Regions from separate parts of the Homo sapiens genome. Here region 1 is linked to region 2. A link is a loop called in an ENCODE intact Hi-C map of the cell type or tissue named here. Cell type or tissue: thyroid gland. All regions are shown on one strand. Each heading gives the region's core, and the rest is flanking DNA. Links, peaks and the distances in the headings are about the cores only. Region 1 overlaps EBF4 (EBF family member 4). Region 2 overlaps PTPRA (protein tyrosine phosphatase receptor type A).

Evidence for each region. A loop is a pair of places that touch in the nucleus more often than their neighbours do. Peaks named below come from ENCODE experiments on the same cell type or tissue, not always from the same donor. Only the 100,000 strongest peaks of a DNase experiment are listed, where the experiment ranks them.
Region 1: it touches region 2 in a loop (2.3-fold over the local background); 12 of 110 quality-filtered maps call a loop at or near these places.

The regions. Positions count from the first base shown.
Region 1 is chr20:2,705,242-2,710,615 of GRCh38, forward strand. EBF4 (EBF family member 4) reads left to right here. Exons shown (of 17, transcript NM_001395167.1): 2 at 336-492; 3 at 733-796; 4 at 968-1,023; 5 at 2,706-2,779; 6 at 4,333-4,401. Among named protein-coding and RNA genes, the nearest start is that of EBF4, 15 kb to the left of the region's middle. In thyroid gland, for the core only: no CTCF peak of the experiment used is centred there; a DNase peak (open chromatin) is centred at 2,916; H3K27ac peaks cover 434 bases.
Region 2 is chr20:2,992,431-2,997,804 of GRCh38, forward strand. The region is part of intron 9 of PTPRA (protein tyrosine phosphatase receptor type A); the gene reads left to right. Among named protein-coding and RNA genes, the nearest start is that of GNRH2, 49 kb to the right of the region's middle. In thyroid gland, for the core only: no CTCF peak of the experiment used is centred there; no DNase peak of the experiment used is centred there.

The DNA.
Region 1 (5,374 bases), core at 298-5,297, 290 kb before region 2:
GTTCATACTTTTGATTTTTGAGACTGGCCTTGCAAAATGTGCTGCCCAGGGAAAAGCCTGGGAGGGAGACTGACAGGGCCTCCTCCTTTGCAGTCACCACTCTGCCTCTTGTTTTCCAGGGGGCAGGCTGGGGTGCCCTAGGTGCTGAGAGACCTCTATCTGGAAGCGAGATGGCCCTGGTCAGGCTGGAAAGGGCCTGTCTAGTTGGATTTTTTGCCCAAACTCTTGGCATCTTGGAGCCATGTCCTGGCTAGCATGCCTGCCTGGCCCGAGGCGCTGGAGTCTTTCTCACTGGGGGGCCTTCCAGTGGTTTTCCAGCTCTTTTCCTCCCACAGTGGCGTGGGTCTGGCACGAGCACATTTTGAGAAGCAGCCTCCCTCCAACCTCAGGAAATCCAACTTCTTCCACTTCGTGCTGGCCATGTACGACCGGCAGGGGCAGCCCGTGGAGGTGGAGCGCACAGCCTTCATCGACTTCGTGGAAAAGGACCGAGTGAGAGGCTCATGGGCTTGGCTGGGACTGGCCCCGGGAGGGAACCCCCAACCACACACACACACACACACACACACACACACACACACACACACACACACACACTGGGACAGATGAATGGATGGAAGCTGGCTGAGTGGCTGGAAGGGTGGGAAAGAAGTTGGGGTTAGGAGAAGGGGTGGACAAGGGAGGCTGGAGGATCCCTGAGCACCCGAGCATCCTCCCATCTTGTCCCTGCAGGAGCCCGGGGCGGAAAAGACTAACAATGGGATCCATTACCGCCTCCGGCTGGTGTATAACAATGGTGAGTGGAGGCCCCTGCCCTACCCAGCCCTGCCCCTGAAGTCTGGGCACTGCAGCATCATGCGACACCTAATGCCCCCTGTGCCAGGGCTGGGGAGGGTGTGATGTGGTCTGGTCATTGAGGCTGCACATGCTCCCCCAGCAGCAAGCCCTCTCCATCTTCCCATCCTAGGACTGCGGACAGAGCAAGACCTCTACGTGCGTCTCATCGACTCCATGTCCAAACAGGTGAGTCAGCGCAGAGGGTGCTGAGGCCCATCTCACTCTCTTCCCGGACCCTGCCTCCCCCTGGTCTGAGTGAGCCTCCTTGTTCCTGCCCTCATCTCCCTATGCCCTCCGTCCCCATCAGCCTAGCTCCCCCAGTTCCCACCCCAGCCTGTGCCGGAGGGTGTGTGGCTTTTGCCCTCTGTTCTAGAAAAGACAATATTTGTACAAAAACCCTGGCTTGGGTCATGTTTCCTAGCAGCCCAGCCTTAGATGGGAACTCAGGTGCAGGTAGTTTATTTGGGGAGATGGGAGGGGCTCCTAGGAGCAGGGGAGGGAGGTAAGCTGGACAGAAAACTGCACAGGGAGCTCTGGAGAAGGAATGGCACCAGAAGTGTCCCCCCTCGAAGCAAGTACCAGGATTTTGCACCCCGTATCAATTAGTCATTGGCTGGGAACCACTCCTAAGGGTAGCACGTAACCTCTGAGACATTTTCAGACCAGGCAGTTCCTGTCCACTGAGAGCAGTTCTCAGGAGGAAGCCCTCTGCAGCTGACATCAGCCACAGCCACGGGAAGGTGCACATTTCCAGTAAAGGGGATGTGGGCACAGCCCTGGGAATTTCCACTGCAGACCCTTGCACCTTGCTGATGTGACGGTTACGGGAAGGAGGCTCAGAGGCCAGCACAAGGAGCTGGAGGAAACTGAAACCTGAACAGGCTCTGATGGATTCTGCCAACACAGGGCCCCAAATCTCAGGGCTTTTCAGAGAAGCTGTGCATGCTGGCAAGGAGGGGGCTGAGTCTCAAATGGGCCAGATTAGTGGGCTAGGAATGCAAGCTGGAGATCTGGGCTTCCTACATAGGCAGGGTCTTTTGGCAGCCTCCACCCAATCCCAGGGCAGAGGGAAGAATGGTTTGTTTCTAGAATACCCATGGCCACTGGGCTGGGGGAGGCAGGCCAGGCAGTGCCTAGTGGAACTGTCAAGGGGACGGGTGTGGAAGGGGTTCGAGGAAGTCCACAGAGAGAGGGATCCCACAAATGGGGGAAGGCACAGAGGGTTATAAACTAGGAAGGCAGATTTGCAGTTAGGAAGCTCACTTCTTGCTTCTGGGCAGAGGGAGGCTGGAAGACTGGTGAGGAGGTGATGCAGCAGTCCCAGGGGAAGACCGAGCCTGGGCTAGGGATGGTATGGGGGAAGAGGCGATAGTTATCTAGGGGGAAGAGGCAGCTGTGCAGCCCTCGGAGCTGACTGGGCTGGCAGGGATAGCTGAGAAGGACAACACTCATCAACAGAAGCAGAGGTCCGTCAGGACATGGAGGATGCACACAGGAGGATGCTGGGGGAGGGGAGGGGCCTGGTGCTGGGTGGGCACAGGAGTATGTCTACCCCACCAGCCACCTGACCTTTGTCCTGGCACCCTGAGGAACCCCCTGCCCCAAGCAGAGCCAGCTCTGGAAAGAGCCACCTACAGACAGACAGAATCTGCAGACTTCATACCATTCTTGCCAGCCGGTGGTGGTCCGGTTTGGGAGGAGGGGTTATCCCCCGCCTGGGCAGCCCAGAGCAAGGCAGAGGGCGTGCTCTTCCCTGGGGCAGGGTCTCCCTGGGCCTAGGCTTGGGAGATGCCAGGTCCGTCTGTGCTGCCACCTGCACCTCAGAGGAGCCTCCTTCCCCTCCAGCCTGTGCACCTCCCTCTCCCCAGGCCATCATCTATGAGGGGCAGGACAAGAACCCCGAAATGTGCCGAGTGCTGCTCACCCATGAGATCATGTGCAGGTGAGATGGCCATGTCACTCACACCTCACCCCTCTGCCAAGGCGTTTCTGAGGACTCTACCCAGGCCCTGCCCCCTCGCCGCCCTTGCCCCTGGCTGCTCTCTGCTGCTGCTCCCTGGAGAAGCCTGGTGGCAGGTGATGAAGGGAGTGGTGAGGCCCCTGGGCACAGCGCTGGCTGAGGAGAGGGTCCTTGAGGCCCCATTAGCCTGGCCTGTTTATGTGGCTTCTCCGAGTGTTTTTGTAAGAGAGGCCTCCTGCTGCCACTGGGAAGCTTAGCTAATAAAGCTCAGGGGAGGGCTGCTGGGGTTGCGGGAACAGGGTCTGGGAAGGCCTCTGGGATTAGCTCAGAAGCTAATCTTTGAGGAAATTTTGAATCCTAGGGCAGCTCTCTGGCAGGGCAGGGTGGGAGTGAAGGGGTGCACAGCCCTTGGCTCCCTTTTCCCCATTATCCCAGAGCTTGGCATTTCTAGTAAGGTCTCCCCAAGAGATGCCAGTCGTACAGGGTCCTCGGAGGCAGTTCCTGATGCATGGAAAAGAGAACAGGGTTCTGAAATCTGTGGTTGGTAGCCAGGCGCCTGTAATCCCAGCTACTTGGAAGGCTGAGGCAGGAAGGCTGAGGCATGAGCGCAGGAGTTCAAGGCTGCAGTGAGCTATGATTGCACCACTGCATTCTAGCCTGGGTGACAGATCCAGACCCTGTCTCTAAAAAAATAAATAAAGTAAAATAAATTTAAATTAAATAAATCTGTGGTTGGAACTGTGGCTACCCTTGGAAAAGGGAGTGACAAGGAAGAGGCATGACCGGCATCTGGGCTGCTGGCCACGCAGCACTTCTTGGTGTGGATGCTGCTTTCATGGGCAGATTCACTTTGTGGCCATCCATTGGCCAGGCACAATGGCTCACGCCTGTAATCCCAGCACTTTAGGAAGCCGAGGCGAGCGGATCACTTGAGGCCAGGAGTTCAAAAGCAGCCTGGCCAACGTGGTGAAACCCCGTCTCTACCAAAATTACAAAAATTAGCCAGGCGTGGTGGTGCACACCTGTAATCCCAGCTATGTTAGGAGGCTGAGGCACAAGAATTGCCTGAACTCAGGAGGCAGAGGTTGCAGTGAGCCAACATCACGTCACTGTACTCCAGCCTGGGTGACAGAATGAGACTCTGTCTCAAAAAAAAGAAAAAAAGATTCACTTTGTGGTCATTCATGAGCTCACCGTTTGAGCTCCTGTCTCTGCGTAGACTGTGCTTCCATAGAGAGAAACCCTGTAGGTGACCTGCAGCCTGCCCTTTCCTGGGTCCTCCAGGAACGAGGTGCCTTTGGGGCAGGGGTCTCTGGCCAGCCTCATCCCCAGGCTAGGCTCTCAGGGTCCCTGCGGAGGAGCCCACAGCCTTTCTCCCCCAAGCCCTGGGAGTGAGCCCCTCCAGCCCAGGGATTCCACACCCAGAGACAGGACATCAGCACCCTCAGCTCAGGGCGCCCCCCACAACTCACACACTGTCGTGGCCCCCTCCTTCCTTGGCTTCTGCCTTCCCTCCTTCCTCATCTTTCCTTCAGCCGGTGCTGTGACCGGAAGAGCTGTGGCAACCGGAATGAGACGCCCTCAGACCCCGTCATCATTGACAGGTACAGGCTCAGGGAGGGGGCCTGGAAGCTCAGAGGAGAGTGGGGGAGGGGCAGCTGTTTTCAACCACAGAGCACCAAGGCTCAAGGGAGGAGCGGAGCAGCCCCCCCGGGGCACCAGGTTGGGTGGCTCTGAGCAGAGAGGGAAACTGCCAGGCACCAGGGAGCCTCCAGCCGTGGCCCCTGAGTGAGGCCCCAGGTGGCCAACTTTCTGGAGCTGCTTTCCCCGACTCCCTGAGAGAAGGAGCCAGGGAGGGCAGGGAGGTTGAGAGGGGGGTGGGAAGGGAGGGGAGGAACCAGCACTCAGGAACCGTCCAGGTGGAGTGGCCAGCGTGGTCATGTCAGCAAAAACCAGGCTCAGGTTCCCAGTTCACCCCTGTGCTGTCTGACCTGACTTCTCTGAACATTCGTTTCTTTCACTGGAAAAGTGGGGAAAGAGCTGGCAGGTTTCAGTCATAGAATTGTCGAGGTGATGCATGTAAAAGTGCATTTGCACACCATGATTTCTATTTCTTTATTTTGTGTGTGTGTGTTTGTTTTGTTTTGTCGCCCAGGCTAAAGTGCAGTGGTGTGGTCATGGCTCACTGCAGCCTCAATCTCCGAGGTTCCGGTGATCCTCCCACCTCAGCCTCCCAGGTAATTGGGACTACAAGGACACGCCTCCACACCTGGCTAATTTTTTGTATTTTTTGTAGAGACCGGGTTTTGCCATATTGCTCAGGCTGGTCTTGAACTCCTGGGCTCAAGCAATCCACCCACCTCGACCTTCCAAAGTGCTGGGATTACAAACATGAGCCACTGTGCCTGGCCTACTTCTTTTTGAAGAGGAAATGCATAAATAAGGTGTAAAATTCAAATGGTACAAAACAGTAAATAATGAAAAGGAAGTCTCCCTCCACCCCTATGTAGAGCATACTGTACATGTTTTTTTTTTTTGGTAACAATATATTTTAGATATTCCACACAGGAACATAAA
Region 2 (5,374 bases), core at 130-5,129:
CGCTTGAACCCGGGAGGCAGAGGTTGCATTGAGCCGAGACCACGCCATTGCACTGTAGCCTGGGCGACAAGAGCGAAACTCCATCTCAAAAAAACAAAACAAACAAAAAAACCCCTAGTTTACGATGGGGAGTTGAAGTCATTTGGATACCTGTCTGTGATCAGGCTTGCAGTCTCTACCCTAGAGCCCAGTACTAGGCTAGGAGCATGGTCTTACCAATAGGATCATGGTCTTATATCCATATCCAAATATTACGATTCTTCTGTTTACCTTACTACAAACACTCTAGAGCTCCATACAATCTACCAGAGCTTATTTCTCTGTGGCCTGGATCAGCAGGAGCACTTTCTCTTTTCAGATCACTCAATAAATTGGTCAGAGGCTGGGCACAGTGGCTCATGCCTTTAATCCTCGCACTTTGGGAGATGAGGCAGGCAGATTGCTTTGAGTCCAGGAGCTCAAGACCAGCCTGGGCAACATGGCGAAAGCCTGCCTCTTCAAAAAATTAGCTGGGCATGGTGGTATGCACCCGTAGTTCCAGCTACTGGGGAGGCTGAGGTGGGGTATTGCTTGAGCCTAGGAGTTTGAGGCTGCAGTGAGCTGTGATTGCACCACTGCACTGCAGCCTGTGTGACAGAGCAAGATCTTGTCTCTATGTAGGTAGGTAGGTAGATTGATTGATTGATCAGATGGATTAGATGGATTAAATTGAGAGATCAGAGTTGGATGCAAGGATAAGGTATCTGCTGTCTCCAAAACTCAAAATGGCCCAGCAAGCATTGCTCCTCTTTGTTAGCAGGAGAGGGGTGGTGGGGCAAGGGGCAACAAGTTGTCTTTTATGTTGGAGGAGATACCCTGACGTGCTGCAGGCCTTTGACTTTCAGAAAATTTGGCTGAGGTGGCAGGCCACTGTATTTTTATGTCTGACATGTACATCTAAGATACATAACTTCCTGCTTTTCATGTCTCACATTGATGTCATTAGCATAGTTGTCAAGGTAATGTCCTGTGAAACAGACAAAATCTTGATGAACCAGATCACAACACAGAAAGGTCAAGATGATTTATCACTGAGGCTGCTCTTGCCATGAGCAAGAAAAACTGCTTCAAGTAGTCCACACAACTTAAAAAGAACACACACTTACCCCTAGCAGTAGTCTAGGTACCAGGAGTTATATGTTAATCTGCAGAAAGTAGAGTACGTCTGGAAAAGTAACTGCAAATCTGCAAAGTCTTCTGTAGCACTTAAGATCCTGCGGTTCACATGGAGACTTCGCCTTTTGCTAAAGAGATCACTGCTCTAGGAGCTTACATTTGCTCTTTCTGTGATGGTTCTTATCCAGTGGGCTAGGGAATCTGTGTGTCTTTGGGCATTACCTAATGGCCAATGTTATTGAAAATCAAGGTGGCACAGAGGGAGGTCTAGCCAACTTCACAGAGCCGGGAGCATCTAGTTTCTTTCCCTCCCTTTTGGAGGCCCTGACAGACAGGCAGGCAGGCAGACAGACAGATCGACAGACAGGTAAGATAGATTAGATAGATTAATAGGTCCTAATGTGAAGCCACCTCAGGCCAAAATTCCTTCCATCAGCTGGCCTGCAAAGGCTCCGTTCTAACTAGCATATCTTAGCGACATTCTGAGTTCCTAGCAAGTAGCTACCTCAAGGCCAGGACCTAGCAGACCCCAAAAGATGCATTTCCCTTTACCTAGTACAGTTGCCATGGCAAATATCTGCAGATTATTAAGAAAAGATGAGGAGGGAGGTTTATAATATATGTGTGTTAATGCGCTGTGGCAGGGTTCCTCCTTACAGATGCCTGGCCTCCCTGTTATTGAAGGGTTCTGGGTCTGAAATGACCCAGGCCTACGAGTTGGATGAGGGGGCCCCCTCTCTAGCATGGTGGTCTAGTAGGCTGCCTAAACTGACCTGGAAAGCTACTTTCCGTTTCCATTACTGGGAGCTTCACAATGAATTATTCACAGCCATAAACGTCTGATCATGGTCTCCAACAGTCTTTCTAGCCCACTTAGATCAGGAATCCCATTTTGAAATAGTCCCTTCCACTAGCATCTCACGCTGCTGAGGACAGCCAGGAAAGCACTTCTGAAAGATTCCAGTGCTTTCCTCACCAGTGTATAGCCTCAGCAAGGCATGTGATGTGGATCCCATCAAGGGCATACTGAAGGTGTCAGTAGAAGGCTGAGCCTTTAGAGTCCATATGCCACTCTGGTCTCCTCTACTTTGTGCCCAGGTTTTTCTGGCTTTTCATTATCACCTCACTAAATCCAGCATTCAGTCCAGGTTTCCACTGGCGAGCCTAGCTCAACATTAAAACCATGGCCAGTTACCTGAGCTGTTACACTACCTGCAGAAGTTCTTTTGACCATACCATAATTAGAAATTTGGCTTTATCCAGGCTGGGCACAATGGCTCATGCCTGTAATCCCAGAACTTTGGGAGGCTGAGGCAGGCAGATCACTTGAGGTCAGGAGTTTGAGACCAGCCTGACCAACATGCTGAAACCCTGTCTCTACTAAAAATACAAAAATTAGCCGGGCATGGTGGTGAGTGCCTGTAATCCCAGCTACTCGGGAGGCTGAGGCAGGAGAATCGCTTGAACCCGGGAGGCAGAGGTTGCAGTGAGCCAAGATTGCACCACTGCTCTCCAGCCTGGGGGACAGAACAAGACTCCATCTCAAAAAAGAAAAGAAATTTGGCTTTAACCAAGTCATACTCTCCCTTCCTTGTTATAACGTCTCCAAAATCTATATCAACAATTGTTCCTATCATTTGTAATGATCCAGCTCAGTGAATTCCTGTAGTTTCTTCTGGATATTTATTAGCTCTTTACTTTTTTTCCCCCGCTGTAGAGACGGGGTCTTGTTGTGTTGCCCAGGCTGGTCTTGAACTCCTGATCTCAAGCAGTCCTCCCACCTTGGTCTCCCAGAGTGCTGGGATTACAGGCATGAGCTACTGTGCCTGGCCAGCATTTTACTTTTCTACCTTATTTATGCATTTTACCCTCAGGTCATGTTATGCTTGCATTCTGGTAATGTGTGGGCAATGCAGGCTGGGTTGTGGGGCAGTTTTCATCATGACAGCAAGATGCAGTAGAGAGCATAATAGAGATTTTTGGAAATTAACTTTCTTTGGGTCCTCTCTTTTATCATCATTTCTGTTGTCTCACTTAAAGCCTTATCTTTCTCATGAGCAACCCAGGAAAGATGTGAATTCTGTGGCATTAAAATTCAGCAACTCGCAAAATTTGGAAACCTTAACATTTCACTTAGCAAAATACATATATAGTAATGTAAAGGCCCTGAGTCTTGGGTTTTCATTTCAAGGTGAGCATTTGATATTGGAGCTGGGTTATTTCTTGTTTTGTTCTCTAATATTGTCAGAAGTAATCCTACTCCTTGGTTTCAACATTTCCCCTCTCCTTTTAATTGGGACACCCCTACTCGTTTACCACCAGCTTGAACACATCACAGGTAATTGCAAGCAATAACTAAAATAGTAGTTGTGCAGCTATGAACTGTGAGCAGCTTGCTCTTTCCCATCCTGGCAATTGGTTGTCAGTTTCTTTCCTTCCATCTGAACCCAGTAACATCACCCACGTTTCCCCTAGCAGTCTCTCAACTACAACCCACTCTGATAGTAATTGCTAAATCAGTTAAGGTCCTCTAGTTAAAAGCAAGAGAAGTCACCTCAACTAAATTAAGCAAAAACAAACAGAACTATTGATTTGGGAAGACACTGGAGGAGCTGGCAGAATCAGAAGGTAAGTTGGAGTACCAAGTCTCAGGTAGAGCCGACCTTGGTGGCTTTGGGGCCCTTCTAGGGAAGCCCCTGCTTCTTCCTAGTTTTCAAAATCCTGGGAGAGAATCTGATTGGCTCAGTATCAGTCAGGTATGACTGTGTTTGGATCAGTCAGCCCTGGGAGAGAAGAGGAGAAATAACACATAGGGCAAACAAACCAATTTGTGTCTACTGTCATAGAATAATATTTTTAGTAACCATCAGATGGGGAAGGCCTTTCTAAGCTACTTAGAAGATTTAGATGCCAGAATGGAAAAGTTTGAAAGATAGCAAATATATTAAAATGTGAAACATCTTTGTGACAAATGATGTCGTAAAAAAGTGGCCAACTGGGAGAATCTATTTGCCATAGGTAGACAAAGAATGTTCCAGAATATACAAACCTGTGAGTAAAAGGTAAACAATCCAGTCAAGAAACTGGCAATTTACAGAAGAAATACAGATGGTCTATAAAGATATGAAAAGAAGATCAACTATATCTAGTAATCAGGGAAATACAGATTAAAGCTAACCATTATTTTGGACCTATCAGATTTGAAAATTTAAAAAGCTTTATATCAAATGTGGACAAAAGTATGGGGCTGCAGAGACTTACAGGTGGGGGAGTTTAAATTGGTATTGCATTGGAGGGATGATTCTGGCAGTACCAATCATTATTTAAATGTTTGAGTTTTCTGACCAAGCTTCTGAGATTCTTAACAGAAAAAGCCATGTACAAAGATGTTTATGACAGCATTATTTATAATAGCAAAGAAGATAAAAACGCAAATATCTGTCAAATAGAATGGCCAGATGATTTCTTATATCCATTATGATATTCTATACTATCATTAAAATAAATGTGTTCACATAGATCTCTAAGTTATATTGTTATGTGAGAAAACATATGTGGGATAATTTCATTTTTGTTTTCAAAAATATGTATATCTGTGTGTGTTTGGGTATGTTAATGCTTTTTTTTTTAAGTCTGAAAGACTACAAATTGTCAACAGTGGCTGCCTACAAGGGGGCTGGAAGAGAGGAGAGACATAATAGGGAACTTTGTTTTCTACTAAATTATTTGACTTAAAACAAGCATATTCTTTTTATAATATTTTTAAAGCAGATTTTTTTGAATATGGGAAATAAATCTAATGGACTTAGTTTGCTTCGATGGATATATAACATCTAGAATAAAGAAGTTCCTATGCCTAGTTTGAACTGTGTCAGGAGTCTTGTGGTCAGGTCTCTATAAAAAGGGATATCACCAAATGGGATGTTGTTCTGGAGAGAAACTGGACCATGGGGGTGAATAACTAAAGGAACAACACTCATAGGACATGACAGCTGTTTTCAGATATGTGACAGGCTAAAAGGAGACTGTAGCATTTCCGTGAATGCCCACCTGATTAGAAGTTCTAGGCTGTGGCTTTCATCCTAATTACAAGCTGGAGCTTTTTTGTTCACCAGCATTTGTCTTTCTAGGAATCATTGAATTTATTCAAAAGAAATACTTTGAAAAACCACTCAGAAGCCCCCATTTTCAGGGAAAATTGAGGTCTTTAAGGCATTAT